Linked DNA regions of Mus musculus: all the other regions are linked to region 3. Evidence: chromatin loops called from intact Hi-C (ENCODE). Cell type or tissue: left cerebral cortex. All regions are shown on one strand.

The links. Hi-C counts contacts between places; a loop is a spot of excess contacts. Peaks named below come from ENCODE experiments on the same cell type or tissue, not always from the same donor. Only the 100,000 strongest peaks of a DNase experiment are listed, where the experiment ranks them.
Region 1: a loop joins it to region 3, with 3 times the contacts of the local background. A loop is called at or near these places in 5 of 42 quality-filtered maps.
Region 2: a loop joins it to region 3, with 7 times the contacts of the local background. A loop is called at or near these places in 8 of 42 quality-filtered maps.
Region 4: a loop joins it to region 3, with 5 times the contacts of the local background. A loop is called at or near these places in 8 of 42 quality-filtered maps.
Region 5: it touches region 3 in a loop (12-fold over the local background); 3 of 42 quality-filtered maps call a loop at or near these places.
Region 6: it touches region 3 in a loop (12-fold over the local background); 18 of 42 quality-filtered maps call a loop at or near these places.
Region 7: a loop joins it to region 3, with 2.9 times the contacts of the local background. A loop is called at or near these places in 4 of 42 quality-filtered maps.

The regions. Positions count from the first base shown.
Region 1 is chr16:9,749,774-9,753,773 of GRCm38, forward strand. The region is part of intron 4 of Grin2a (glutamate receptor, ionotropic, NMDA2A (epsilon 1)); the gene reads right to left. Among named protein-coding and RNA genes, the nearest start is that of Grin2a, 240 kb to the right of the region's middle. In left cerebral cortex, a CTCF peak has its summit at 1,605; DNase peaks (open chromatin) are centred at 1,470, 3,035 and 3,530; H3K27ac peaks cover 1,697 bases.
Region 2 is chr16:9,733,190-9,737,189 of GRCm38, forward strand. The region is part of intron 4 of Grin2a (glutamate receptor, ionotropic, NMDA2A (epsilon 1)); the gene reads right to left. Among named protein-coding and RNA genes, the nearest start is that of Grin2a, 260 kb to the right of the region's middle. In left cerebral cortex, a CTCF peak has its summit at 2,266 (motif pointing right); DNase peaks (open chromatin) are centred at 2,302 and 2,690; H3K27ac peaks cover 695 bases.
Region 3 is chr16:9,007,439-9,011,438 of GRCm38, forward strand. It overlaps a transcript of Gm30444 not described here. Among named protein-coding and RNA genes, the nearest start is that of Gm30444, 12 kb to the left of the region's middle. In left cerebral cortex, a CTCF peak has its summit at 2,184 (motif pointing right); a DNase peak (open chromatin) is centred at 2,077; H3K27ac peaks cover 3,312 bases.
Region 4 is chr16:9,449,878-9,453,877 of GRCm38, forward strand. No RefSeq gene overlaps it. Among named protein-coding and RNA genes, the nearest start is that of Gm41418, 170 kb to the left of the region's middle. In left cerebral cortex, no CTCF peak of the experiment used is centred here; DNase peaks (open chromatin) are centred at 2,360 and 3,072; H3K27ac peaks cover 760 bases.
Region 5 is chr16:9,272,372-9,276,371 of GRCm38, forward strand. No RefSeq gene overlaps it. Among named protein-coding and RNA genes, the nearest start is that of Gm41418, 5.6 kb to the right of the region's middle. In left cerebral cortex, no CTCF peak of the experiment used is centred here; a DNase peak (open chromatin) is centred at 2,403; H3K27ac peaks cover 1,364 bases.
Region 6 is chr16:9,992,157-9,996,156 of GRCm38, forward strand. Grin2a (glutamate receptor, ionotropic, NMDA2A (epsilon 1)) reads right to left here and starts at 3,657. Exons shown (of 14, transcript NM_008170.4): 1 at 2,667-3,657; 2 at 1,903-2,093; 3 at 1-395. The coding sequence starts at 377. In left cerebral cortex, CTCF peaks have their summits at 272 and 1,744 (motif pointing left); DNase peaks (open chromatin) are centred at 242, 631, 1,448, 1,738 and 4 more places; H3K4me3 peaks cover 4,000 bases; H3K27ac peaks cover 4,000 bases.
Region 7 is chr16:10,059,334-10,063,333 of GRCm38, forward strand. No RefSeq gene overlaps it. Among named protein-coding and RNA genes, the nearest start is that of Gm30668, 55 kb to the left of the region's middle. In left cerebral cortex, no CTCF peak of the experiment used is centred here; DNase peaks (open chromatin) are centred at 2,223, 2,895 and 3,308; H3K27ac peaks cover 2,246 bases.

The DNA of each region.
Region 1 (4,000 bases), 740 kb after region 3:
TTTGTAAAACACTAAAAGTCTTTTTTATGTATATGTGTGTTTTGCTTTCATGAATGTTTGTATACTATTTGCATGTCTGATGCCCTTGGAGGACAGAAAAAACCATTGGATCCCCTGGAACTGGAGCTAGGTGTGGTTGTGAACGGCCATGTGGGTGCTGGGAATCAAACCTGGGTCGGTTCCAAGAGCAACAAGTGCTCTAAACTGCGGAGTCATCTTTCCCTCTCCAGCACTCTTAATCACAGGGTCTTACTTAAGAATGCACACAAAGGGGAAGTGAGAAAAACAGGACACAGGGAAAGTTGCAGCCATAGAAAACATATAGTGAGATGTAAAATGATAACAAACAAACAACAAAAACCTAGATTTGGATTCAAGTACCAAAAGCTGTGTGTCTTTTGTGAAGTTACATAACATCTCTGGTCCTGTTTCATCATCTGAAATATGATGATGATGATGATGATGATGATGATGATGATGATGCTAGAGAGGTATTCTGTCCAAAGGTATCTCTCATCCTTAACAGAAATATATATTTTAAGATGTCATGCCTTACATAAAGCATATTGGCTTTGCGGGATGTCCAGCCCTGTCCCCGCAACAAAGGATGCTCTGATTCAATTTCACTGACTCCTGTCAGTCTTCTCAGTGGCTGAGTGAGGAAACCAGGATCAAACCACCAGATAAATGTGAACAAAACTTATCTCAGATGTTGTTCACAAAAAAACTAAAAAGCAATAATAATAATGATGATGATGATGATAATAATAATAAAACCCAACTACAGAAGAAAGGAGGTTCTCACAAAAGAGTGTCATAAGACAATGATCCTGAACCTTGATCACACTGTGCCTGAAGTCCACACATGTTTGGGATTTTATTATGTGAAAAAACTTCCTTATATGGATTGAATTAAAATTATTGTTGCCGGAAGAAGTAAACATTTTGACTCACATCTGAAAATTAAAGGTAATGCGCTAGAGCTTACCGGCACATAGGGAGCTGTCAGTGCATGCTGGTTGTATGGTTAGGACACCGTCACACTCCTATTACATCATATTTTAAGATCCATATTCTTACTTAATGGAACATATGCAGTGAAGTCTCCCCATTTCCTTCCAAGTGTAAGGATGTATTAATTACATTTTTAGAGGTTCTTTTGTATTACTAGTGCTAAAAGTATATAGAAAATGAGCATATTTCTTCAAGAGCTGTTTACTATCCTTTGGGAAACTATATGGATTATTCCCGTGGCTGGCCATGATGTCATGAAATGAGGTGAATCTCGGGAAACCGAGGTGACTTGGACAACACACCAGACCTCAGCAGAGCTGTCAGCTCATTCACCAAACTTCAAGCCTGGGTAGAAATGTGGCTGGTCTCCTCTGCCCACGCACAACACAGCAGGTGTCATTGGGCCTGACAGCGAGTCTTCCATTTCTGGGATCCACGCCAGACTTTGTGTCACCAGGAACTGGACAAGGGCTCCGAGGCACCTGCAGAAGGCACCATCCAAGTGATACAAGAAGAGGGAGCGAGAAGCCAGGGCAAAGGCAAAGAATAGGTGAGGAGACCCAGCCTGGCTCTCTAGCTCCCCCACCCGGCTGGGACAGGGAGGGTCTCCACCATGAATAGGAGGAGGTGCAGAGACCAGGACAGGTCCAGGATACCCATCCAAGGGCACCGTGCACACTGCCTCTTTGCCCATATTTTTCCGTAGAAAGGATTTTTCATGTGACCACTTCACAGCGTGTCAGTTACTTTCCAAACTACTTCCACATGGAAGCAAAGCTAGAGATTGTTTTCCTCTCCTGAACCTCATCCCCCTCATCCCCTCCAGTTCCGCAGCCTCTCACGTCCTCATCAATCCAGATCAAGCATGTGGCTTGCCACCTGCATCCTAGCTCAGGCTCCGTATACCTAGCTCAGGCTCTGTCGGTAAGATACGGGGTTGGCTGCCTATGACTCAAAGGGCTGAGATGAGCGGTCTGATAGTTCGCCGCACGGGACTTTTTATTTTCTCCTAGTATTGATCGAAGCTCCTGCTGTGACTCTGCAAGGTTGCAGTGAGCCAAGATATGTCACCAGTGGCCACAGTCATGACATCTTTGAAAGAGTCCCAGTACCTGCCTCTATGTGGAGCAGGTACTTGATGCTACAAGATACCCACCAGGCTCCTCCACAGCATCAAACACGGGGCCAGAATCTCCTGTGAGGAGGGGCAGCTGCAAGCCACAACGCAACATTTCTCTCCTTCCCAGGAATGAATATGAAGGCACATGTTAATATGAGCGGACATCCTCTTTGGATTTTTCATTTTCCCATAAGTGATTGTATTAGTTATCTTTCTTATTGCTATTCACAAATACCTACTAAGTAGCCACTTACAGTTGCAAAAGATTGTTTTGGCTTTCAGTTTAAGGACACTATCCATTATGGCAGGGAAGAAACTTGGACATCTGGTCACACAGATCACAGTGAGGAGACAGAAAATAAGGCCAGGCTATTAAATCTTAATAAGGCTCCTCCTCCGGAAGGTTCCACAACCCTCCCAAACAGTGTGGGTCCCCAGCAGCTGGAGACCCATTGTATACAAGCTTATAGGGGACATTTTGCACTCAAAGCAGAACAGAAACTTCACTCAATTTGGGGACTGCAAAAGCCATTGATAATCTCAAAGCCCAAGAATTGTATATTTTTGATGTGAATACAGTCTCTCCTCTTAAGTTGCCTACTTGAGATTTCCACTTGAATCCTTCAAAAGCATATTCAATTCAACATGTCTGAAATGTACATATCTCTGCTTCTTACCCACCCCACAATGTTTCTTTGTCAGCTTCTTGTGTTTAGTAAAAGACGTAGCCATCCACCCAGCTGCGAAGTCTGAAATACTTTTCTCTTCATTATGTCATACTCGTCCATCAGTGCTGGTTACCTTGGTACCCAGTGAGCGCTAAGCGAATCACTTCCTTTTAGAAGCTTGGCTGGAACTCCTCTAAGTTGCCATCCCTGCCATTGCCTCCTGGCTGGTCTCCGTGTTTATACACTGAGACCTCCCACTCCCAATATGCACTCTGCCAGCCGGCCCCCAAGTAATGAAGGTAGTACTTGTATTTACTTTATCTCCTCACTGAGCTGGGCCACAGCAAGCATCACTATATATTACTAAGTGACCAGGTTTCAGAATGACCGTATCTCCAGTACTCCACCCTGAAGGAAAGGAATCCATATGTCTCCTTTGCTAGGTGTGTGCTGGTTCCAAGACTTACATCTGGCCTTAGGCAAATCTGAAGAGTATTTGTACTCTTGTGTGACCCTCCCCCACCAATAACCCAAGCCACCTAACCAAGGTAAAGTCGCAGCCAACTGCTGCTTCTTCTGAGTTGCCAAAATCAAGTTTCCACCATTTGTCGAGCTATTCACTGGATGCCAATTGGAAATGATTGACTGCCATTGCGGGGTTGGCATACGGTGCTTTTGACTTCCAGCCAGAAGAGAGAAGGCTGGGTTCCAGGAAGGACGCTGCTGACTAAGCTACGGGACTCGATACCCAGAGCACTCAACCCACCCGTCCTGGGTCCAGCAAGACACAGGAGGGAGGCAACATCAAGAAGTGTACCCTGCAAAGTACCAACTGTACCCTGGGTGTTCACACATGTGTCATCGGCACCACCTTCCCCACAGATGCTTCGGTTGGTCTCACGTTTGCAAATAAGGAGACGGACAAGTTAAGTCACTTGCCCAGCAGAGGCAGGGCACTGTTTAGAGATCTACATTCTACAGTCAGAGCCTGCTGCAGAATACCTTGTCTCAGTTTGGCATCTGCCCCTGTGTTCTCTCATTACACCTCTTCTTTGCTGACTTACTCTGGGTCACACTTCCTGTCCCTGAATTAAGGGTCCCCATCAACAGAAACAGCAGAGGCCCACAGGATACTGTGTTCTCTGGGGTAGCTAGCGCATTGCCAGAAATGTTTGTGCAGCAAATGCTGATCCCACTG
Region 2 (4,000 bases), 730 kb after region 3:
CATGTGTAGCAGAAGATGGCTTAGTTGGGCATCACTGAGAAGAGAGGCCCCTTGGTATTGCAAACTTTATATGCCCCAATACAGGGGAATGCCAGGGCCAAGAAGCAGGAATGGGTGGGTAGAGGAGCAGGGCAGAGGGAGAGTATAGGGAACTTCCGGGATAGAATTTGAAATGTATATAAAGAAAATATCTAATAGAAAATAAATAAATAGAAAAAAATGTTCCTGTGAGTATAGGATGAATCTTGGCATAGCCTTGACCCCAAATGGGAGGGGAAAACTGTAAGGAGGGTGTGCGACTGGAAAAGGCCTTAGGGTCCCTCATTCCCCCCTTTTTTCTTGTACAAGCTCTAATTCTAGAGCTACACTCAGGGTTCTTGAGTAAGTAACTCATATTCTTCAGGTTCTGTCCTCAGCGTCTCATGTTGCTGGCTCAGACCATCAGCTGCACTGCTCCTATTCTCTGTCTTATGAAGGCTATAAGCTTGTTCAATATGCAGGGTCCAAAGGTCAACAACAGCAGGAGAACAACTAGGGGTCCTAACAAGGTGGATATGAGGGTGGTTAACCAAGGGGAGGAGTTAAGCCACGACTTGAATCTGCCCTGACTCTGTTCTCTTTCTCTCTTCAGCTTGGCTAGCCCTTCTCTCACCTTGGCCATTGAATCTTTAACTACCCCCAGAATGGTCTCCAGTATGTATTTCCCAATGTTTCACAGCCCCAGGTAGCACAAAAAAAGAGGTTTCCTCACCCCATTCCCCACTGATGGGCCTGCTGCTGGCTTCTCCCATCTCAGGGCGCACATATATAGGGATTTCTTGCAGGACACTCCTCAACTCCGGGTGTCCACACTCTAAGCCCCGCCTTCCAAATTGACCTTAGAGACTGGCGCTGACTGGGTGGTGCTCCTTCATTTGGCTCTGTTCTGAGCTCAGAACATCCCCTACCATTTTAACCTGACCACTTTTGAGATCCTGTACGGGACCTGCACTCCCTTAACTCCGGCTCTTGACACCCCCTCCCCCCAGAGTGACTTTTCAGGCTGAAAGGGATCTTATGACTCAATTGCAAGCTTTCCAGATCAGCTACTAGGAATTGTGGCCTAAATTTAGTGCTCTGTATGACGCAGGTACCCCAGAGGTTCCACACGAGTATCAAGTTAGAGACTGGGTAAGAGGCATAATGCTGAAAACTTGAAAGCAAATGGGAAAGGGCTGTTCCTGGTGTTGTTGATCACCCCAACTGACCACTGTAAAAGGGTACAGAGTAACTGACTATGTTCACATAACTCACGTCAGACCAGCATCTGCACCTGACACCAACTTGATAGCAGCCAGACACCTGAGCAACTCCCTCAAGCTCAAGATCGCCTGCCTTTCTGCAAGGCCTGAGAAACCATGAGATGGCTATGGTGTACCTTCCTTCCAGCTGAGCCTCAGCACCCCCACAACCCTACCAAAGTGACTTGGCAAGTACTCTCAGCCACTGGGGATGTAGCTTGGTCCACTACAGAGGAACACCCACCTTATACCTGGTGGCCAGACCTTGTCTTTGACCTCTGTAAGTTAGCTGCCGATCTTGACTCCTGGGATATCCCCACCCTAGAGACACGGGGAGGAATTACCCGAATGAGGGGGGTGAGGGACTTGCAGATCTAAACCCCCATCTCTTCTTATGCTGGATTCATATGCAGGAATTGCCCTTGCTGCTAAGCTTCAAAGTTCACTAAAATAATTTACTAACTCATGAAAGTGAGGAAGGGGGTGTGCAAGGATCACAGATCACAGGGGCTGGATAAATCCAGAATGCCTTCTTCAGCCAAAAAGATGATCTCTACCCCTGGATCAGCCTAAAATCAGAGACTAATTTTATCTAGTTGAAGACAAATTGGGTGTCAAAATTTGCCAAGTCATCAGAGAAAAGGACAAAGGCCAGGCAAGGCTGGAGAGATGTCCAGTGGTCAAAGGACTTGCTGTTCATCACAGGACCAGAGTTCAGTTCTCAGCACCTGTGTAGCTCCAGCTCCAAGTGATGTGTCACCTTCTTCTGGCCTTAGACAACATCATCATGGCATACACAATATACCAATACGTTGACAAAAAGAAAAGAAATCTTTAAGAATGAAAAAATGGCAAATCTAGGTATTTTCCTAACAAGAAAAACATGCAAATAGACAATACAAGCTTATAGAAGTGCAAGTTTCCAACATGTTGGCAGCTTTACCCAGCAGATGTACCAACAAGAACAGCAGACCTCCACCAGCCCAGCAGGGGGCACCATTTGGCAAATGGGCTGCCTGCCACCATACTAGTTTGTATTTCAGAGGACAAAATTGGACAACACGGTCTAATAGAGTTAACTCAACCAGCTGTGTGGCTGACAGACAGGTTGGCACCTGCTTTCCACCATGGATCTGGCTGAGCAGCATGGTCTATTCTGGTTCTCCTCACCATGTTAAACCACTGTAAATAGGGTAATTTCCCACACACAAGTTCCCACCATGTGTGTGCAAATGATCCTGTGTGTACTCGGGGAAGACGGGAAAACGGCTGCATGGAAAAGAAGCCAGACCTTTAAAGGACCCACAGAGTCACTGCTGAGGGAGAAGTGAGTGAATTGAAACTTGTTGCTGATGCAATATTATCTCTGGCACATGGATATGACAGTAGTCAGACATGCCACCGGAGATGCGGGGTCTCAATTGGAAGCTGAAGCATCAGGCCACAGAGGCAGTTTAGCAACAGCACAGCCAACAGCGACATTTCCCATCTGCGGGGAGGTACATATGTTCCATTGATTTGCATCCCATTGACTATGCAGAATTCTTAATAAGTCAGTTGGAAGAAGCCAAACCAGAAAGCAGTATATGTCATGAAAAATACAATTCAACTGGGTAAGGATACATATAAACAAGGGGGGAATGCTAGGGCTATGGTTTACCTAGGGTACACATAGACTTGCACTCCCAGCACTGAAAAAAAAAAAGATATAAAAAACTCAGGATTTAAATTGAGCCCATGAGCCTTGAGAACAGCAACTTTCTCTCCCTGGGAAAAGTGGCCTGGACCTACACAGCTACACGCACAATTTGGTTAATGTTGCTAATGCATACATTTTCTTCCATCTTGGCATAAGGGATAGGCTTCACGGTCTAACAACATAATAATATTCTACTCCGAACATGTTTGGGTTTTGTCATTTTCCCTTAACAGTTAAGAGCTATGGTTCCCAAACAGAGATAAGTTCTGCTCAGATGAATTGGTGCCACTGATGGCATTGTTTAATAGAGGAAATTCACCATCAAGAGAAGAACAACACTGGCCATGAGGTTAAACTGCCAGAGTTTGTGAATGCCCTCTGAAGTTAGCTAGCTAGGGAGAAGAGGGCAAGCTGTTATTTTGTCTCGTTTTTTCTGTGAAATGGAGACGTTAATATTAATTGTTACTTCTGAGGGTTGTATTAAGTTTTAACTAGTTAGTAAACAGAACATGTTACTACAGTGTTTCAAACTCCAGATCCCTGCTAAGTGGTCATCATACATGCTAATCGTGGATGTTGTCGCAATGCCACTAATTCTTAATCAATATCTCTTCTCCCTCTCGGAGATTGCTACAGGAGACAGAGACTCTTCAGTCTTACAATCTTATGTGATTTTTCTTTCTTTTCTGAATCTGAAGGCATAAGAGCTGGGACAGTCTTTGAGGCATGTTAGCTACTTTGTATCTGCTTTGCTGCCTTTCTCTGTAAACGAGGAAGAACTTTATGTGACTCAGAATTGCTGAGGTTTATAAGTGTCTTGCTCTCTCTATTTTATTACATGTATTAATTATGTAGCAGGAAGCAAAATGATCATTCTACTGTGTTATGTGACACAGACCCAAAATGTTATGACATATGTCCCTGGAAAAAGCACTGGCATGTCACACAACTTCCAAAGAGACCCTGAGGCTGAGGGGGGGGGGGGGGTCTCTGTGCTCCCTTAACTTGCAGACCTTTATAA
Region 3 (4,000 bases):
ACCACGAGCAACAGATGTCAGCGCCATTTTGTAATGGCGACCGTGAGGGCGGCTCCTCACACTGGCTAGTTTTGTGTCAACTTGACACAGCTGGAGTTATCACAGAAAAAGGAGCTTCAGTTGAGGAAATGCCTCCACGAGATCCAGCTGTGGGGTATTTTCTCAATTAGTGATCAAGGGGGAAAGGCTCCTTGTGGGCGGGACCATCGCTGGGCTGGTAGTCTTGGTTCTATAAGAGAGCAGGCTGAGCAAGCCAGGGGAAGCAAGCCAGTAAATAACATCCCTCCATGGCCTCTGCATCAGCTCCTGCTTCTTGACCTGCTTGAGTTCCAGTCCTGACTTCCTTGGTGATGAACAGCAGTATGGAATTATAAGCTGAATAAACCCTTTCCTCCCCAACTCGCTTCTTGGTCATGATGTTTGTGCAGGAATAGAAACCCTGACTAAGACAATGGGTGAGGTGGGGCAGAGGAATGTGCAGTGTTTGTCACATGGGATGGAGTCAGAAAACAGGACTGGGCTAGCAAACCTTAAGGCCTTCCCTGTGTGACACACTAACTCCAGCAGGCTCCACCTCCTAAAGGCTTCATGACCCTCCAAAACAGCACAAGCAACACATGAACCTGTGGGAGACATCTTAGACTCAAACTTTATGACAGAAGGGTTGTTTGATAGCCCTCCACTTGGATAAGCCCCAATGTGTGTTGGGGTCCTTTTGTGACTTCATGGTCATCTCCCTAACCCCATACTTACTCTCTCAAAGTCACCTACTCCATCAATTCTGCCTGGCTACTTTTCAAATCCTAATTGTGTTCTGTATCTTGCCCAATGTTTGGCACTTCTAACAATTAGCATAAAGGTCTGACATATAGTAGGTGGTCATCTGCTCCTACATTAGCATAGACCTATAGTGTGCCAGGTGTTGTGAAGGGCACTGGGCACGCTGTGGTGTTAAGCATCTACCTTCGGGAGTGTTTAATATACTGTCTCCCTGGTGTGACAGGAGATGAGATACAGACACAGCTCCAGAGAGTCACTTCTCAGGTCTGTGAAATGCTGTTCCCTGGAAAACAGCTCCAGGAAAGTAGGCTCAGGCAGTGCGGAGCACCTGTGCAGACAACAAGGTCTAGTCCTCGGCTCATAGCAAACAACAATCACAGGACATATTGGGCCTTGTCGGGTGTGTGTGTGTGTGTCCAGAGTCTGTCTTCTGGAATGAGTAGGAGAGTGTGGAAGTCTAAGATGATCCTCAAGCGAAGACATGGAGCTACTAAGTCAGGGGCCTTCATAATTCTCCTTGAATGCTCACAACTTTGTGATGTAGGCTCTGGGGTTCATACACCCATTTTACAGACCCAGAGAGATCGACTTGTCTGCGGTGGCCAGTGAGCTGGCAGCAGGGTACATGTGATGCCTGGACGCCCATCTCTGTTTTTATTTTTTCCCCTTTCTCTGATCTTCCTGCCTCTGCTTCCTTTTCAGCATGCTGGGATGGCAGGCTGTGTGCCGTCCACCCAGTTATTGTGAGAACCCGGCCTAGTGCAAGCCCAGCACAGTCTACCAACTGCTCTGCCTCCCTAGTCCTGGACTTTTCAACTCGCAATGGGTGCTTTGGGTTGTAGGTTCAGAGCACAGACTGGAGGTGATATCACAGCTCTGAGTTGCCGGCCTTTTGACGCTAGCCAAGTCACTTTTCCAAGTCTTGATTTCCTTATATCCATAATTCTAAGCCTTCTTGTGAGGTAGCAGTGTGACGGCCCAAGTAGAAAAGATTCTAAGAGAACATGGTAAAGCTCTCAGAACACACAGCGGCTGCTGCCTCAGAAAAAAAAAAAATCCCAAAGTTCTTTTCTTTTTGTAGAAGCTGAAAGCCAAAGGGTGGATGATCTCACCTCCTTCCCCGGAAGGAAGATGCAGAACTTCCTGGGAACCGCACATCCCTCCTTCCTCCTCCGAGTCCAAATTTCAAGAAATGCAGCTAAAATTGGCCCTCAAACAGCTTTTGCAGAGCACGCCGCAGCTTTTTTTGGGCCTAGAGAGCCAGTTTCCATGATGAAAGTGGCACAGAAGGAGAGACCCAGCTAAAAACAGCCACCGCCCAGGCTGGTGTTAACAGGATGCAGCCTACCCTAAGATCTGGCAGTTCATACGCCCAGGCTTCCGCAGCTGATTTGCGCATCGCCACTAGGTGGTAGCATCGCGACATGAGGCGCGGGAGCACACTCCAGGACCCCAATGACCGAGAACCCTGTGAGTGAGAACATTAACCTGCCTTGGAATTCGCCACTTCATTGTCTTGCTTTTATTTTGGGGCATGCATTTGCATTACAGGAGCTCCACCGAAGAGTACTTCTTTTAGGGGATTGGGACCCAAAGAGGTCTTGGGCATCCTGGCTGCAAACACCAGACACCCTGAATCACCTAACCCAGCAGGTTTCACCATGCCAACCTGGCTTCTTTTTGAACATTCCAAGCAGAGGCGTCAGAGTCTAGAGGGAGAAGGTACGCATTTGGAGTAAAAGCCAGCTGTCTCCTTTTCTGGGTGCAGGCAGTGTGGCTGCGGTGTCTCAAGGCCACTGAGGCATTATAACCTAGACCCTGAGCAGGATATGAAGGGACTGTTTTCAGAACAAAGAGGACTCACTGCTGTTTCTACAAGTATGTGTGAGGCACATGCATTTGTTAAATGCACTTGCCTGGGCCTGCAGAGTATGGGAGGCCAGAGATGACATTGGGTTGTTATCCTCAATTGCTTCTCCTTTTTATTATTTTGAGACAGGGTCTCCCATTGAATCTAGAGCTCATCTGTGGCTACACTGGTTAGCCAGGGAGCCCTGTAGTGCTGGGGCGATTTACTTTCTTCTCCGGGAGGCTGGGGCTCCTAACTCAGCTGAGAACTTACTTAACCAAGCTTGAGGGCTCACACAGCCGGTGTTTCATCCACTGAGGCATCTCCCCAGCCTCTATTGTCTATTGTCTATTACAGTTCAGTTTCTCTCTGGTCCAGTGTATAGTAGATGCTCAACAAACACACATCACGTTTTCTCATCTAAAATGCTTGGGACTAGAAGTGCTTTGGACTAGGATGTTGGAATACATGCACAGATACAGTGGGGTGTCTTGGGAAAGGGCCCTGAGTCTGAACCCTGCATTCAGGTATGTTCTGTATGTATCTTTTATGCATAGCCAGAGGTCAGTTTTATAAACTTTTCCATGCACCTGTGTTTTGACTGCAGCTGTCATGCAAGGTCACATGTGGAATTTCCCACTCGTGGTCTAATTTGCTCAGTTTTGGATTTTGGATTTTTGGATTATGGATATTTATTATCTTAGTTTGGGGACCACAGAGGAAGGTGGACAGGGTGGGCCAACACTGTGGACACCAGGAGTTTTCCTTTAAGAAATGTAAATTCTAGTCCCTGTCTGGCCACCACCCGAGGCAGAACCTCCTGGATAGGCTCTCGAGAGATCTCAAAGCACACACTTGAGTTGCTCCACAGCGAAGCTTCTTCTGGCCCCAGTGATCAGGAATTTACCTCAAGTTCTGCGAAATGGCTTTATTCCTCAGGCTAGTCCTCCATTACAACCATCTCTCTCATTTTCCTCAAGCGTCTCCAGCTTTCTCTGCCTGAGCACAGGTGTGTCTGGCTGATGCACTGCACTGTATACAGGTGTGTCAGCCAGATACACTGCAGTGTGCACAGGTGTGTCAGCCAGGTGCACTATAGTGTACACAGGTGTATCAGGCTGATGCACTGCACTGTGCATGGGTGTGTTGGGCTGATGCACTGCACTGTGCACAGGTGTGTTGGGCTGATGCACTGCACTGTTCATGGGTGTGTTGGGCTGATGCACTGCACTGTGCACAGGTGTCTCAGGCTGATGCACTGCACTGTGGACAGGTGTGTTGGGCTGATGCACTGCACTGTGCACAGGTGTCTCAGGCTGATGCACTGCACTGTGGACGGGTGTGTTGGGCTGATGCACTGCACTGTGGACA
Region 4 (4,000 bases), 440 kb after region 3:
TCAGAGATCCCACTGAGTGCTGGGATTAGAAGGCATCTGCCTCCATGCACAGAGCACAGAGCACAGTTTTAACCTGTCTGACAGCTATTACTTTCTGGTAGAGACAGGCACTTAACAAAAGGCCAGTAGTGCAACGTCTAAGACCACAGAAACTTGCTGAACACGAATAATTGAGAAGGCAGAGAAAAGAGCCAATGGCAGTCCCAGGCACGACTTTGTTTCTAATTCTCACCTCCCCTAGAATACTAACACATACAATGTAATAGAGACAAGTGCTAATTGCAATTATTTCTGGTATTAATTTGTCAATATTCAGCTTCAAACTGAAGATAACAGGGCACTGCACAATAACATTTTAATGTTAGCTCTTTGATAATGCATACATTTTCTTTTATTGAGCACATATCTCATGTTAGATACTGACTGAGGAATTGCATATTTTTCTCTTTAACAGCCCAATGGCATTATTATATTACCAGTGGGATAACTGATGGGTGACAGGGAAAGGATATAGTTTACTTACAATCACACCCTCTTGGCAAAGCAAAATTTCCCACCTATTTCTGACTGCCAAATATGTGATCTTAACCTTGAAACAATCCACTTATATTTGCTTGTATTTATATATGGATATAGCACTGCAAGGGTGAATTGTTTCACTGATTGAGACGTTGGTGGCTGAGCTTAGGATTGTATACATGCCAGGCAAGTAAGGTATATTCAGAGCTGACCTGCCTTTGTGTAAATATATGCATTTTCTTATTTGATCCCTTATTTGACTGTGAATTAGGTTACCCTATGTAAATTTTAGAGATAAGAAAACTGAAGCACAGGGAAGTATAGTAACCTACTCTATTTTGTGTCCCTTGAGACTTTATATTCAATTAATAGCCTATCATACATGTAGCACCAATTAATTTTCCTAATGACAGATGCTTCTCAAGTGCCTGCAACCTCTTCAAGAGGGAACGGCATGCTCATTGCAACTTCATTTACACCATTAATTTGGTAAATGTCCTCTAGCCTCCATCCAACATGTCAGATTCCAGCCTTAATAAAACTTAATGAGATCTGGCTATAAATATGTGAAGGTAACTGCTTGTGCAACACTGTAATATTCTTGAAAAAATTTTTTTACCTCATTTATCATAGCTTCTAGAGAGGAATCCTCTTCAACTTTTACGAGAAGGAGGAAAAAGATGCTAACTTTATGCTCCCTCATGATTCCGTGTTAGAAACAAAGGCATGAACTGATTTTACCTTCAAATTCTTTCTCTTTTTGATGCCAAATGCTGCTTGGCCCCATGCCCATAAATGTTGACAGATTTCCTACTATGTATAGACTTCTATTGTACCTACTATGCACAAAGTTTTATTGTGCTTTTACTATGAAATAGTACAGGAGAAATAGAAAGCATAACTATACACACATGCAAAATGTTAGTAAAAGTAAGTAAATAAACAAATAAATAGAATTAAATGAGATAACACATTGATTGTTTTCCTGTAATTCTTTAAGGGATTTTTGTGTTTCCTCTTTAAGGGCTTCTAGCTGCTTACCTGTGTTCTCCTGTATTTCTTTAAGGAGTTATTTATGTCCTTCTTCAAGTCCTCTATCATCATGATGAAAAGTGACTTTAGATCCGAATCTTGCTTTTCCAGTGTGATGGTGTATCTAGGATTTGATATGGTGGGAGAATTGGGTTCTGATGATGCCAAGTAACCTTGGTTTCTGTTGCTTACGTTCTTATGCTTGCCTCCTGCCATCTGATTATCTTTAGTGCTACCTGCCCTTGCTATATCTGACTGGAGCCTGTCCTTCCTGAGATCCTGGGTGTGTCAGACCTCCTGGGAGTCAAGCTGCCTCTGGGGCCCTGAGATCCTAGTGTGAGCAAGCTCCTGGGATCCTGGGATCCTGGGATCCTGGGTGTGTCAGAGCACCTGGGAGTGGTGCTTCTTCTGGGTATTGTGGGGATGGCTGTGGAGTTTGCTCCCAAGGTCTGCTCAGGACACCAGCCCAGACCAGAAGAAACCTGTGCCACTGGTCTGGTGGAGTTCCTGCGTGCCTGGGTCCTGCTGGTCCCAGTTACTCCCGATGCTGGGACAGACGTTGTGCAACACATTGATTGTTAATAGTAAACACGTATGGTTATTAGTGGAGGCTTTACTCTTAGGGTCATAAAGAGCCCCTGTGATAGAGTCCTAGTATTTTGTTCTCTGTGTCTGTGATCTCTTTCCACATCTGATTTCTGGCAAGTTCTGGTTGGTGTTGTATTCTTATTCATGTCTTCTCATACGACTGCCATGCAAAGTAGCACATTTTGTGTGGCGACAGATGCCTCTTCCCAGACATCCCCAGCTGTCATGTTGAATTATGCAGCTTCAACCTTGTTGGACCACAGTTCCCTGTAACACATTGTTACATCTCATACGGAGAATCACCCAGGCCTGTTAGACTGGATTTATGTCCCGCTGCAGAGTTGTAATGTCTTGTGCCATGTCTTGTTATATGTGGTCCTACTGACTGACTAGGGCAGGGGTATGGAGATTTTCACACTCAGAGCCCTGGATTCTGCTGCTATGTCACATAGCCTTGCAGACTGCCTGGCACTTTGTATCTCTGTGTATCTGCTCTTGTCCTCCCTGTGCTGTTCCTACTAGGAAGTTCCTTCCTAATGCTCCTTGATTCAAGCCATTGGTCCTTGGAAATTTTTAAGATTTCCTGCAAAGCTCATGGGACTCAACTATCTGTTATTGATGAGGGATTACTGTTTCCAATGGTCTTGTTTGTGTGCCTTACTATAACTCCTTAAATCCATTTTTTTCTGTCATGCATTTCTGTTTTATCCTTATGTAAATTTTTAGTGCTTAGGGAACTTAGTGTGGTGGCTAATCTTGACTGTCAACTTGACTGCATCCAGAAATAACTAAAACATAGACAGCTGGGGGCACTCCAGTGAGGGATTTTTGTGGGCTGGGTTATTTCAGGTAGAAAGCTCCACCCTAAACCTGGATAATTTGAGGTCCAAGACCTACTCTGAATCTGGGCTCCATCTTCTGGTGACGAAGCTCCATACTTGGCGATTAAAGAAGGAAGCTTTTCCTTTTCCCTGCTTGCCCCCATTCTGGTCAGCAAGCTTCTATCCTGCTTCTGAGAGATCTCCTCACCAGTGCTAGAATTCTTATATATATGTATGAATGCTTGCAGCCTCCGCTGTGGTAATATTGGGAAGCTAAGATATGTGGAGTATAAGGAACACGTGTGGGTGGAACTCTCAGTCATAGCATTCTAACAGGGCTGAGGAGGTGAGTCTGTACCTTCTACAATGTGAGGACCCTGGAAACCCACGTTTAAGAACAAGAAAGTTGGTATCAGACAGATAGCAAATATGTCAACGACTTAATCTTGGACTTGGCAGCTTTCTAGAGCTGTGAAAAACAAACTTCTGTTGTTTATAAACCACACAGTCTGTGGTGTTTTGTTATAGCAACCCAAACAGAGGAAGACAACAATGGGAAGAAAACTGATGTCTCTGGGGTCAGATGATTATGCTTTGGGGTGGAGTCACAGTGCTTAAGGAGCAAAGGACATTTTGAGAGGAGGCAATGGGTCTGTGGTGTATGTTCTTAGGAAGAACTATTGGACTCCTCAGCACCAAGAGATCCTCTCTGTGCTGGCTTGATGAGTCCTGTGAGTCTTCGAATAGAAACTTTAATCTTGAGTCTGTCACAATCACCTAGACAGAGTCTGACGGTGGAGGCTTTTGTGTTACCTCACAGTTTGCATTTTGTGTGTGTGTTTACATGCACACACATGCATGGCATGGAGAAGCTGGAAGATAAGATTGGGTATTGTTTCTTAAAATCCACCAATCTTATTATTATTATTATTATTTGAGACAGGAACCTGAAACGTCCTGATTGGGTTACGCTGCCTGGCCAGCAAGCTTCAGGACCTCCTGTCTCTGCCTTCACAGTGCTGGGATGCAAGTGTGGGTTC
Region 5 (4,000 bases), 260 kb after region 3:
CAGGGTAAACATTTCAGAGGTACCATCACATGGCACATTGCAGAACTGAGAATTCTACATTACACTTTAAGAGTACTAGGGCTCTGCCTACTGGTTACAAATAACTAACATTCATATTATGTGAATAATGAGTTAAAAAGATTAGAATGCAGAGAGAGGAAGGGTGAAAGTCAGAGAAACTCCTCATTTGTATGTTGTTAAGATATAAATATTTACTGAGCACTTGTATACTAGACACCAGGCTTCATTCAAGGTTTGGAAGATAGATAAACAAAACAGGCTAGGTCTCTCTTCTTAGGGCTCTCTAGCCTAGCTGAGAGAAATTCAAACATGAAAAAATATAACTTGGTAGTTATATAAACAGTGCAAGTATAAAAATAGGAGACGGGTCAGAGGGAACTTGTTGCTAAATCCTCTCAAAGCTTAAATGCTTTAAATGACAAGAAGGAGACATCAGGGTTTCTAGTGCTGTGAAGAGACATCGTGACCATAGCAACTCCTATAAAGAGAAACATTTAATTGGGGCTGACTTACAGTTCAGAGGGTCAGTCCATTATCGTCATGGTGGGGAGCATGGCAGCATGCAAGCAGACATCATACTGGAGAAGTAGCCAGAAGTCCTACATGTAGATCTACAGGCAGCAGGAAGATAGAGTAACACTGGGCCTGGCTTGAGCTTCTAACACTTCAAAGCCTACCCCTAGTGAAACACTTCCTCCAATAAGATCACTCCTCCTAATTCTGACACTCACTATGGGCAAATGGGGGCCATTTTTATTCAAACCATCGCAAAGGCAGATATCTGAAAACCAAAAGGAGTCAGAGGATAAAGCTTTGGACTTGAGTGGCCAAGTGGTGGCTATGCTAAGCAATGGGTTTGAGAGCCAGTGTGAGAGGAAAGACTGGGTGTGGTTAGGATTCCTGTGATGGCTGAGGCTGTCTTTGCTTGAGTTGCTGATGTGAGGAGGGAAAGGTGATAAAGAGAAGACACATCCCTGTGTGGATGAAGAAGAGATTGAAAGGTGCTGGGAGGAAATTGGACCTCTGCTTGTCTTCACACAGTAGGACACAGGACAGACACTCAAGTGGTGTCCTTAAAAGCTACTGAACTCTAGTCCAAAGCCTGGCTGGCTGCTTCATCCTACAGAGCTGCCTTCGTTATCTTAGGCTTGCTACTTACTTGGTGCAGAATCTTAGGCAACAGAATCCACCCCAGCTTTAGTTTTTCCCATATTGAAAAGGATATTAGACGAAGTCTTGCCATGTGGTGCCATTGAGATAACAGCTAGCCTTATGGAGTACCCACCCACTATGTATGTGATTACATCTCTAGTGTAGCTCCATAGAGGAATGACTATTATGGCTCCATTCTATGGACAAACAAATAGAGGAGTAGAGAACCGTTGTATTGCAGTTTACTCTGAGCTGAAATATTCCATCCTGGAAGAAGCCTGAGAAACTCCGGAAGTAAACAAACTTGACACGCCCAGAAAGTTGAAACTTCTATGATTCACAAGGTCTGGCCCCATGGTTAGGGACACAGGAATAGCTTCTAAGGGAGGAGACTGATTTGCTGAGCAGTCTGCAAGTTGTTCAGAGAGTTGCAGGGTGTCAGCTTTTGAGAACTGTTGCCCTTGGTGGGGTGAGCTTTTGTTGCTATGGCTGCCTTTGTGTCATTTGCACTCCCGTAATGAGCCACAATAGGCCTAATCTGGTCACCGAGTCCCTGTCAGTGTTGGGAGCCACAGTAGGCCTAGTTGGGTCACCAGGTCAAACTTCCCTGTCACTGTTGCTTTGTTCTGTCATCATTTCCTATCAGCCTCGAGGAGACATTTGTTTAATGTGTTCCCAGAAATAGTGCACAAAAGTTATGTGATACATCCAAAGCTCCAACTCTAGGGGCCAGGCAAGAAGAAATAACTTGTCCAGATTCACTTTCCTTGTGAGCCACACAGGTCACACTTAGACTCCAGAAATGGAAACCTGGCTGCTTCTCACCACAGGTCTTTTCCTGTTCTCAAGACCCATGTACAATACCAGATTATGATGTCACTTCCATGTCAACTCTACTTTCTCAAGGCAAGAACAGTGGTTTAGCCTGAGCTGTGCTGCGCTGCGCATGCCCCCCAGCAGATGTGCAGGGGATGTTGCCCAAGGGAGAACAATAGCAAGGATGGGATTCCTTTGTCTGTCTGCAGTCTTCCTGAGGAGCACTTGCTCTTCTCTTGGTAGAAGACATCTTTCCCCAAATTTGACAAGCCCTATGAGTGCACAGAGGGGAGACAGACATGGGAGCTCACATTTCAGCATCTTCTAGCTCTGCGCTTCCCTCTCAGCAAAGAAAATGTCTCATGAAAATGGGAATTAAAGCAATAAGTTGTATTTGGCACCAGCCAAGTGCCCACACAGGAGCTAAACATAGAAAAAGGGAGGAGAAGACCACGAGACAGAACAGGAAACTTTCCCTAATTCATTCTCTTGCCAGCATGCGAGACAGCGAGCATGCCATGGGCAGGACAATTAAATTGAAATATGGCCCAGCTAAGCAGAAGAGCTGTTCCAGCACGAAGGCCAGAGAAAACAATGACAACCCTTTGAGGGAGGTTGTGGAACAGGGTCCTCAAGGCAAGGTCTAATTATCTTAGCAGTGTCCATTTCAGAGCCGAGAACTAGCCTAAAAAATAAGTACCAGGTCTCCAGGCTCTTGCAAGATGAGTATTTAATAACGAGAGGAACAGACAGGAGTAATCCATGTGTGCCCTGAGACCAAGCATCATTTCACAAATGAAGGGATGTGTCTGACTGTACCTCTAATTGTGGAAAGAAAATGCCCATGAGGACTGAGCTCATGGAAGGAGGTCTCAGGGCAGGTGGATGGTGACACTGTGGCTGTCCCCTTTCCCCACACCGCCTGAGAGCTTTCCACTACTTCAATAAGGGAGATGATCTTAGGCAGAAAGGACCAGTCTGAGTGGTGAATAACTTTTGGTTTTGGAGATGAGTGACTGTAGAGCCAGTGGTGAGGTGACATGAAGTTTAGGAGCTACAGCCACTTCTTACAATGAAAAGACTAGCCATCCTGAGGGCTGTTTGAGGAAGCTCAGCCACTGTTCACTCTCCATGTTTTGAAATTGTATTCCATTGCTACAAACTCTACACTCCCAAAGCAGCATCACCCTTTTCCCCACCTCTCTAAGCTCCAGCAGGAGTTGGCTGCGGGAGGGCAGGGGGGAATAGGGATGATCTTACGTAACGCCTTGGTGGCCCTGAGTCATTTGGGTATTAGTTATTGTTTCCTGTTGCTGTGATAAAATACCACGGCAAAAGCAATTTAAGGGAGAAAGGGCTTATTCTGACTCATAGTTTGTGATTGTAGTCCACTGGGGCAAGAAGTCAAGGCAGCTGGAGTTTGTGACTTTGCATCCACAGCCAGGAAACAGAAGGAGGCAAGTGCTGGTGGTCTTCATCTGGATTTCCCCTTTATACTCAGCCCAGGACCCCGCCCATGTCATGGTGCCACCCACGGTTAAGGTGAATCTTTGTATCTCCTTCAACTTAATCTAGATAATCCCCATAGCCATGACAGAGGCTTGCCTTTAGGTGATTCTAGAGTCAAGTTGACAATCGATTCACCATCACAAAGGTGAACTGTAAATGTCTCTGTTTGGCTTTATTCCCATATTCCCTTTGCTCCATTTTTGAGACTTGTTTTCAGGTAGTCCAGGGTGGCCTTCAGTTCGCTATGTAGCATAGGATAGCCTAGGACTTCTGGTCTTCCTGCTTCCATGTTCCAGGTAATTGGAATTGTGGGCATGCGCCATCACATCTGTTTTTTGTGGTGTTAGGGATCAAACTCAGACAAACATTCTACCAACCAAGTTGTCTCCCTTGCCCCATCCCTTGATACTCTAGAACAGGAGTGTATCCCAGGATATTATTACAACTTGGCTCAAATTTCATTCAGTACAAAAACTTTTAATGATACTTTTCAGTTTTTTAA
Region 6 (4,000 bases), 980 kb after region 3:
CCCAAGATGGGGATGAAAGTCTGTGAGGAGATAAAATCCAGCATCTGAGCCACAGCCTCTTGGTCCGTATCATCTCCAAACACCAAGCCATGGATGCGCGCCCCGGACATGAGGTCGCACACATGCGTGATGAGGCTCTTAGGGTCAGTGCGGTTCATCAATAACGCCACCACGTTCACATCCAGGGGCAAGCCGGTTGCCTGCTCCGGGCCCCACAGATTTCGAAGTTCGCGTTCTGTCACGTCGTGGCTGTGACCCAGCAGCACCGCAATGTTCAGCGCTGGAGTACCCTTCTCCGCCGCCGCGTTCTGCGCCGGACCGTGCCAGACCAGAAGGGCCGGCAATACCAGCAAGGTCCAGTAGCCCAGTCTGCCCATGGTCGCCACTTAGGGTCCCTGTAAGGTGGAGGAGAGCGAGAGGCAGGTGGTGGTCAGTGAGGGGCCCAGGAAACAGGATAGACTGCCCCTGCACCCGCTCTGAGAGTCGAATGTGAAACCCGACACCAGCTCTGACTGTTTTTGTCACTCTTTAGAATACTCATCCTTGATGCCATCCACATTCTTCGACCCATGTCCATCTCCACGTATCAGTCCAAGCCGAGCTATTTTGCCATCCCTGTCCCCAAGCCCATCCTGGCATCCTCCTTCCTTCTCTCTTGTCTCCAGCTGACTCCCTCAATCCCATCTGGGTCCAAATTCCACACAAGATTCCCCAAATTTGACGCAGACAACAGCTCCTAGGCTCCCAGAGAGCCATGAACCCCACTACCACCCACAATCAGAAGCCCAGGCCAAGCCCTCTTTGCAACCCTCTCTCTCCGCAAGTGCGTGGACCAAGTTATCGACCCCGCCCCCTGCTCAGGAGCAGCGAACTCCGGACTAGCCCTAGCGTGAGAGGCGGTGCCTGCATACTGCAGCCTGAGTCTGTGGCGAGCCTACAGGGTTAACTGACCCCACCCCCTGGGAGCTCGCCCAGTGCGCCACGGAGCTCGCCCAGTGCGCCACAGACCTTGCTCCTTTAGTGGCACCCACCAGCTGCAGATCCCGCACCCCCCCCCCATGCGAGGGTTACAACAAGCGCTTGAAAGTGTAGGTGCTCTTTGTGACCCCGGGCTCTCAGGTGCACAGGGGAACTTGAGGCCGGACTCCCCACCACTACCTTGCTGGGAGAAGCTCTATGTCAAGCCTCCCTGGACCCGCCCCCTACACACGGGTACGCACAAGCAACATACAATCTCATGCCGTGTGAAATGCTGAATTCTGGAGAGTAGGAGCTCTGCCTTCCACCCCCACCCTAACACCCCGCAAGTGGGCCAGCGCGTGGGAGCTGGCAAAGAACGTGCGGGGGTGGGGGTAGGCTCCCAAAAAGCTCTCAGATAGATGAGGAGTGTGCATCCCCTCCTCAGTCTTTCCACTGCAGACCCTGGAGCCAAATCTTAGATGCACGTGGGCAGTGGGCTGCACACGCTAACAGACACGCGCGCTTTTCTGCGCATATCCCCAGGCCGCCTTAGAGATGCCCACGGCCAGCTGGAGCCTTCAAACGTCCTCAGACGGTGTGCACACAAGCACTGTGCCAGGTGCACAACAGTGCTTGCCTGAAAATGCCTGTACGGTCGTGCACGCGTGTACAAGCGCGCGCCCTTCGGCTCGGGTGTTGTTGCACCCCGGGGGAAGTTGGGGCAAACTCCAGCCTTGGCTTTTTAGGGTGAGCAAGGTGGAGTGCAGGGCCGCAGCGCCACCTGGTGCTCCTCCAACGCCTCGCCATTGGGCTCTCCCTCTCCAGTTTTCTCTCCCTCGCTCTTTTCCCCCCATCTCCCTACTGAACCCTCTCCTCTCTCTTCACCGGTTGAGCCTATATCCTCCCAGGCCCGGGAAGTCCGTATCACCAACTAGGACGTACCTGTAGCCGGAGAAGGTGGAGGATGCAATGGGGCGTGCTGCGCGCACGAGCATCTCGGCCGCCTCAGCAGCCACCAGGTTTAGCGGGTTCCCGCATGCTGCGGCCCCTGCGTGCTCCCCTGGCTGTCCCGCGCTGTCCGCATCACCCCCACGGGGGGCGGCTATCCCAGCCGGAGGCTCTGCAGCAGGGCTCTAACCGGGGCGGAGGAGAGATGGAGAGGCAGGGTCAGCCCACCAGTGCTAAGGGAAGGTGGGGGGAGGGATGCAGTCTGCAGTGCTCACAGCCCCCTTATGCACCCTGGGGGCTCGACCAGAGAGGGAGCTGGAGCTTGGTGCCTATGACACCCTCGGTGCGGGTCTTCACTTCCTGTGGCTGATAACCAGAGCTCCTTTCAGGGACGCACCGGAGAGTGGAAGCCCCAGGTTGGCCACCCACGAGAAGCTTAGTGGGAACCTCCACCCTCACCCCCTACCACCACCTCGGCGCCCGGCTACTGGGAGTTGTGCGACCAGGAGCTGCTGAGCCTGGGGTGGGGGGTGGGGGGCAGGAAAGGAGGGGGCGCTGGCTGAGTTTGCTATGAGCCGGGAGGAGAAGAGGGGGAGGGAAGGACGCGGGCTCCCGCGGTCCCGGATCCCCGAGGGAGGTGTGATCACTCCCACGTAGCGACCCTCTTGTGCGTCCTGCCGCCCCCTCCTATCCATACCTTCCCCCCACCAGCTTCTCACAGGGCCCTCCCAGGCTCGGCGTCCCGCGCCAGCACTCACCGCAGCCTCTCTCCACATAGTTCTCAGCAGTGGCCACCCCTGGTCATCTCCAGGGCTGATTGCTGCCGCCGCGACTCTCAGAGCTCATCCGGCCCCATGCTCAGGCACAGCACCCCAGGAGCCTCTCTCCTAGAGCCCTGGCTCAGCTTTATGCTCCACTCCGGACAGCGGCTGCCAGGTCCTCTGAGCGCGCCTGGACACCCTCTCCGCAGTCCTGCTCCTGCTTGGCGTGCGTGAGTGTGTGAGTGTGTGTGTGTGAGTGAGTGTGGGAGCGCGCGCGCGCGTGTGGCCGGGGATCCCCGCGGTCCCTGGCGGAGAAGGGCGCAGGCAGAGGACCGCAGCTCCCTCCTGGCCCTTTCGCTGAAGGGCCAGCTCCGAGCTGGGCGTTCGGTTCCTCACTTGGTCAGCGGGAGCCCAGGAAAGAGCCTGGCCACCGCGGTTCACAACACTGGAGAAGCCAGGATCCTAGGGCACGCTTCTGCTGCGGTCGCCTAGGAGGATAGAGGAAAGCAGAGGCGCCCACCACAGCAACTTAGGACTTGTTCTCAGCCAGCGAGACGCAACGCAGCAACCCCCGCGCAATCCGACGTTGTTTGGAGCTCTGGTCCGCCTGCAGCCGCCCACCCCGGAGGCGGGCCAAGGCAGACCCCGCAGTCCCTAGGCGGCGACGCGGAGCGCGGCCACCCTCTTCTGGAGCGCACGGCGGCAGCGGAACAAGGCCGACCTAGGTGTCTGGCTGGTGACGGGGGGAGCTTGCGGTGGCGCGCAACCTTGGTGCTGAAACCACGCTCTCCGCCCGCTCCCGGGCGTCTGGTGCTGCTGAAGAATCAATTATTCAGATCTCTGCTACGGATTCCTCCTCCTCCAGTGCCTGGCGCTGGGTGCAGCAATCTCTGTTCCACGCAAGGCACGCCGACACGCACACACCCGCCCAGGATGCTTCTCTCAATGCCTCACCACCCTGATATGGGAACCCACTCTGATGTCAGAGAGCCGGGAGCTTAAAATCAGAAACATATATACTCTCTCCAAGCACAGACACGCGTGCGCGCGCGCATACACACACATACACACACAGACGCGCACCCACAGACACACATACACACTTGCTGCTTCCTTCTCTAAGTTGTTCGAGACAAAACGTAACCCTGTGGTTGCCTCTTCTAAGTCACCAGAACGGATAAGCCAAGAGCCTGGGGCTAACTGGCTGTGAAAACTGACTGGCTCCAATTCTAGCAGCTGGGCATGAGGCTCCTTGTTAGATGTCTACATTTGACCTTTGTACGGTCAGTCACTTGAATCCCAACACCTGTCTCTGCCTTTCTTCCCTTCCC
Region 7 (4,000 bases), 1.1 Mb after region 3:
CTCACTGTCCCTCAGTATGGCAGCTGATGAGGAGGCTGGAGCTCAGCTTTATGACCTGCCCAGTCACACAGCAGAAGGGGCGAGTGAGCTGATCTGCACCCAGACCCTACACAGCATGGCCACCATGCACACCTGTGCTGGTGTGATGAAACAATGAACCCTGTTAGACCTGGGCAGAACCTCACCGGAGATTCCACAGCTGTGTGGCCTTGGTACTGGTCTTAGAGACTCCCTAAGCTTCTACTTCCAGTCTCTGGGTTGCTTTTGTTTGTGTGTCTCTGTGTGTATATGTGTGTGTGTGTGTGTGTGTGTGTGTGTGTGTGTGTGTGTGTGTTGGTGTGTGTGTGTGCATGTGTGTGTCTGTGTCTGTGTGTCTATGTATGTGTGTATGTCTGTGTGTGTCTGTGTATGTGTATGTGAGGGGTGGGGAGTGGGCTGTGCACAGACAGCCTGGTTCCCGGTCGAGCAAAGGTCTGGAACCCTGGAGACCTTGTGGGTAGTGTCTTCCACCTGCATGGAACAGCAGGTGTTCTGCTACCGCCTCCTGGGTCCCTGTTATAGACTCCCACAGCCTCCCACAGCCCCATGCAGAGAGGTCTGTGGCCATCAGTCACATAGGAGCAGCACCAAGCCCTCCCACATGCAAATAAGGTTTCCCCAAAGCTCTCAGACCAAACCAATGAGAAGTACCTGCTGCCAAACCCCGAATTATCCCCAAAACTGTATGTAAGAATCCTATCCAGGATTAAAGGTGTGGGAGAGCTACTCCGTCGGCCAAGCCTTCTGTCTTAAGAGCTGTAACATGCGGGAAGAGGTCTGCTCTCCCTGAAGCTCGGCCGCACTCCTCACTGGCTAATCAGCCCAGCTTGACCTGACTCAATGCAGGGCAGCATGGAGTAGGCACTGCAGAGACTGTAGCAGCAGCAGCAGAAGCGACTTCCCCTCCCTGGAACTCTTGCACCAGGCCGGGCCAGAGATCTCCGTGGAAAGCCTCTGGTACACAGGACAGCATGCATGTCTATCTGAACATGTGTTTGTGTGTGTGCACACACACTGCTGTTTTATACATGTATATGCATAGACATGTACTTGTGGAGGCCAGAGTTTGAGGTCACTCTTTTTTTTCAATCACTTTCTTCATTGAACCTGAAGTTTGCCACATCAGTAGAGCTGGCTGACCAACAAGCCGTCTCAGCTCCACTCCCTTGAAGTTACAGACTCACACAACCACACCCAGCTTTTTGCCTGAACTCTGGGGATCTGAACACATGCCCTCATGCTTGTACAAGTACTTTACCCTCTGAGCTATCTCCCCAGACCTTGAAGCCGCTGCTGTATGAAGTCCCAGCTAGCCTCAAACTTACAGAACTCTCTTGCCTCTGCCTCCAGAGTGCAGATTAAAGGAATGTGCCACCATGCCCAGCCTTGTTCTGTGTTTCTGAGATAGCGTCTCCTGTAGCCCTGGCTGGCCTCAAACTCACTATGTAGCCCAGGATGACCCTGAGCTTCTCCTGCCTCTACCTCCTGAGATTACAGCACCACCTTGCCCAGGTTTCTGAGGTGCTGGGGATGGAGCCCATGGATTTATGCATGCTAGGCAAGCACTCCAACAACTAAGCTACAGTCTCTGTTCCATACTTCATATTTCCCTATCTGTGAAATGGGAAGAACAATCCCAACTTCTTGAAGCTGCTGAGGATCCAACCTGATAATGGCTGTAATGCCTGGCAAGCGGTAGAACTCATTAAGTGAGAGTGGCTGCTGCTGTTATTGTTGTTGAGGTCACCATTATTATTCCCACCCATGTTGCTGAAGGCCCAGATTCCCTCCCACCCCATCCTAAGGAAATAAGAACTGAAGTTTTGTAGCTGGTCCCAGTGCACCAGCTGGTGCTCAGAAACCAGTGAGATGCAGCTTCAGGCTTAGCATGCCAGCATTTCCCTGCAGGAGGGGGTCAATGATGCAGGAGGTCACAGCAGCTCCAGGGAAGAAGGGGCCTTACTTAGCTTCCCACTCTTTGGTCACTTGTATGACCTGAAGCGGGTACTGGATCCCTAAGTGTGCTCCTCTATCCCAGAATATGCTCTCTTCCTGGCTCCTCCACTAAGAAGTATGAATCCATCAGTGCCCCAGATTCATGCTGCCCTCAGAGGCTCTGTTATCCAATGCAGGCAGGGAAATGCAACTCTGGCCAAGAGGAGAGCTGAGCCCTTTAAAGAGAAAAAGAATCTCTGCTGTCTACAACTGCCTAGGTTTTAGAAGATGCCAAGAAAGCAAGAGCCGAACTGGAGAGAATGTGCTAGAAAAGCTTCCAAAAGGCAGAAGCTTGAGTTGCGGAAGGCAGTGCTTATGTGAGACCTTTCAAGCCCAAGACTGGCTCAGTCTCAGGTCTCTACTAATCACAGTGATGCTGGGTCCACCTGCGTCAAGTGCTGGGCACTCAGCACCACCCTAAAGTCCTGCTATCTGCCATCTTTACCCAATCACAGGACTGTTTTGTCAACACGGAGAAGCTGCCGAGAAAGGGACAAACAGGAAGCAACATGCATGCCTCTGCCAACACAACCAGTGTTATTACTACCAGTGTCACTGTCCTGATGCACATATAATCTCCTGGAGCCATGGAAGAAACTAAGGGAATGGACAGGCTGCCTCGTCCAAGGTCACAAGGGAGTGGGAATAGACTGGTTAAAGACATAGAACTTGGCATCAGATTGCCAGTGTCTATTTGATTCCTCAAGAGATGGCTCAACTTGCTGGCTGCACAAGCATCAGGTCCTGAGTTTGACCCCCAGAACTGATGTAAAATAGCCAGATGTGGCAGCCTACATCACAGCAGACAGAACCAGGAAGATCGTTAGGACACACTGTCCAGCCAGCCTAGCAGAATCAGCAAGTTTGGGTTCCGTGAGAGACGGGGGATTCAGAGGTTGACAGGATGCTTGCCTAACATGCCTGAGGGCCTGGGCTCGATCCCCTGTGCTGGTGCATGCCTGCAATCCCAGCACTCTAAAGGTGGAAGCAGGAGGATCAGAAGTTCAAGGTCAATCTTGGTTGCATAGCAAATTCTAGGCCAGCTTGAGCCATGTGAGGTCCTGCCTCAAAAGGAAAAAAGAAAGGAAGGATAGAAAGAAAAGTCAACTCTAAAAACTTAGATGATACCCAGCAGAGACCTCTAGCCTCCAAACACCCAAAAACATACAAACATGAGAATCAAAACCCAACTGTGTCTGTCTAGTCGGGGTGTACCAACCTACACAAGCTAGCTTCCGCTTTGAGTTTCTGTCTCCTCCCCCACAAAATGAAGAAGTTGACCTGAATATAGACTTAAGTGAGGATCTTTGCCTGGTGGTTACGAAGAGCTCTGAGGTTCAGAAAGAACAGGTTGGACCTTCTCTCCCCTTTGGGGAACAGGGATACTCTTTCTATGGCTCTATGTCAGTTTCCTAGATTCTGTTATTAGTGCTCAGACAAGAATGGTATGTGGACCTGGGAATGAGGGGGACAGGATGACACATGGTAGGGGAGCCAGGCTGAAGAAACAGTGAGGGAGGACACGCCATGAGGGGCCTTGAGCCCAGAGCAGCATTATAGTAGAACCAGTGCCCAGTTGAAAGGGGAGGGAATGATAGAGAGACAGCCAAGGCCTCTGCTGGCCAGAGGTTGCCCTGCCCAGCACCCTCCTCAGTTAATTGTCTCAGGCAGGAGTAGCCTCTGCCCAGATGGAGGTCTTCAATCTGTGTAGCTGCACCAAGACTACTTGCCAGGAGTGAGGTGTAGCTCAGGTAATATGGCACATGCCTGCTGGTACAGTAGGTAGGGCACCAAACACAGACACACAAGCAGACTGCCTTCTTAGCTGCATGACCTCATCACCCAGACAGACGGAAGATCCAAAGCAAACCCTGGACACCAAGGCGGGCAATGAGAAAGACCCCACCCTATATGAGGTCTGGGGATTCTCAGCTGAGACAGAGGCGAGCAAGGGCCACCTTTCCAC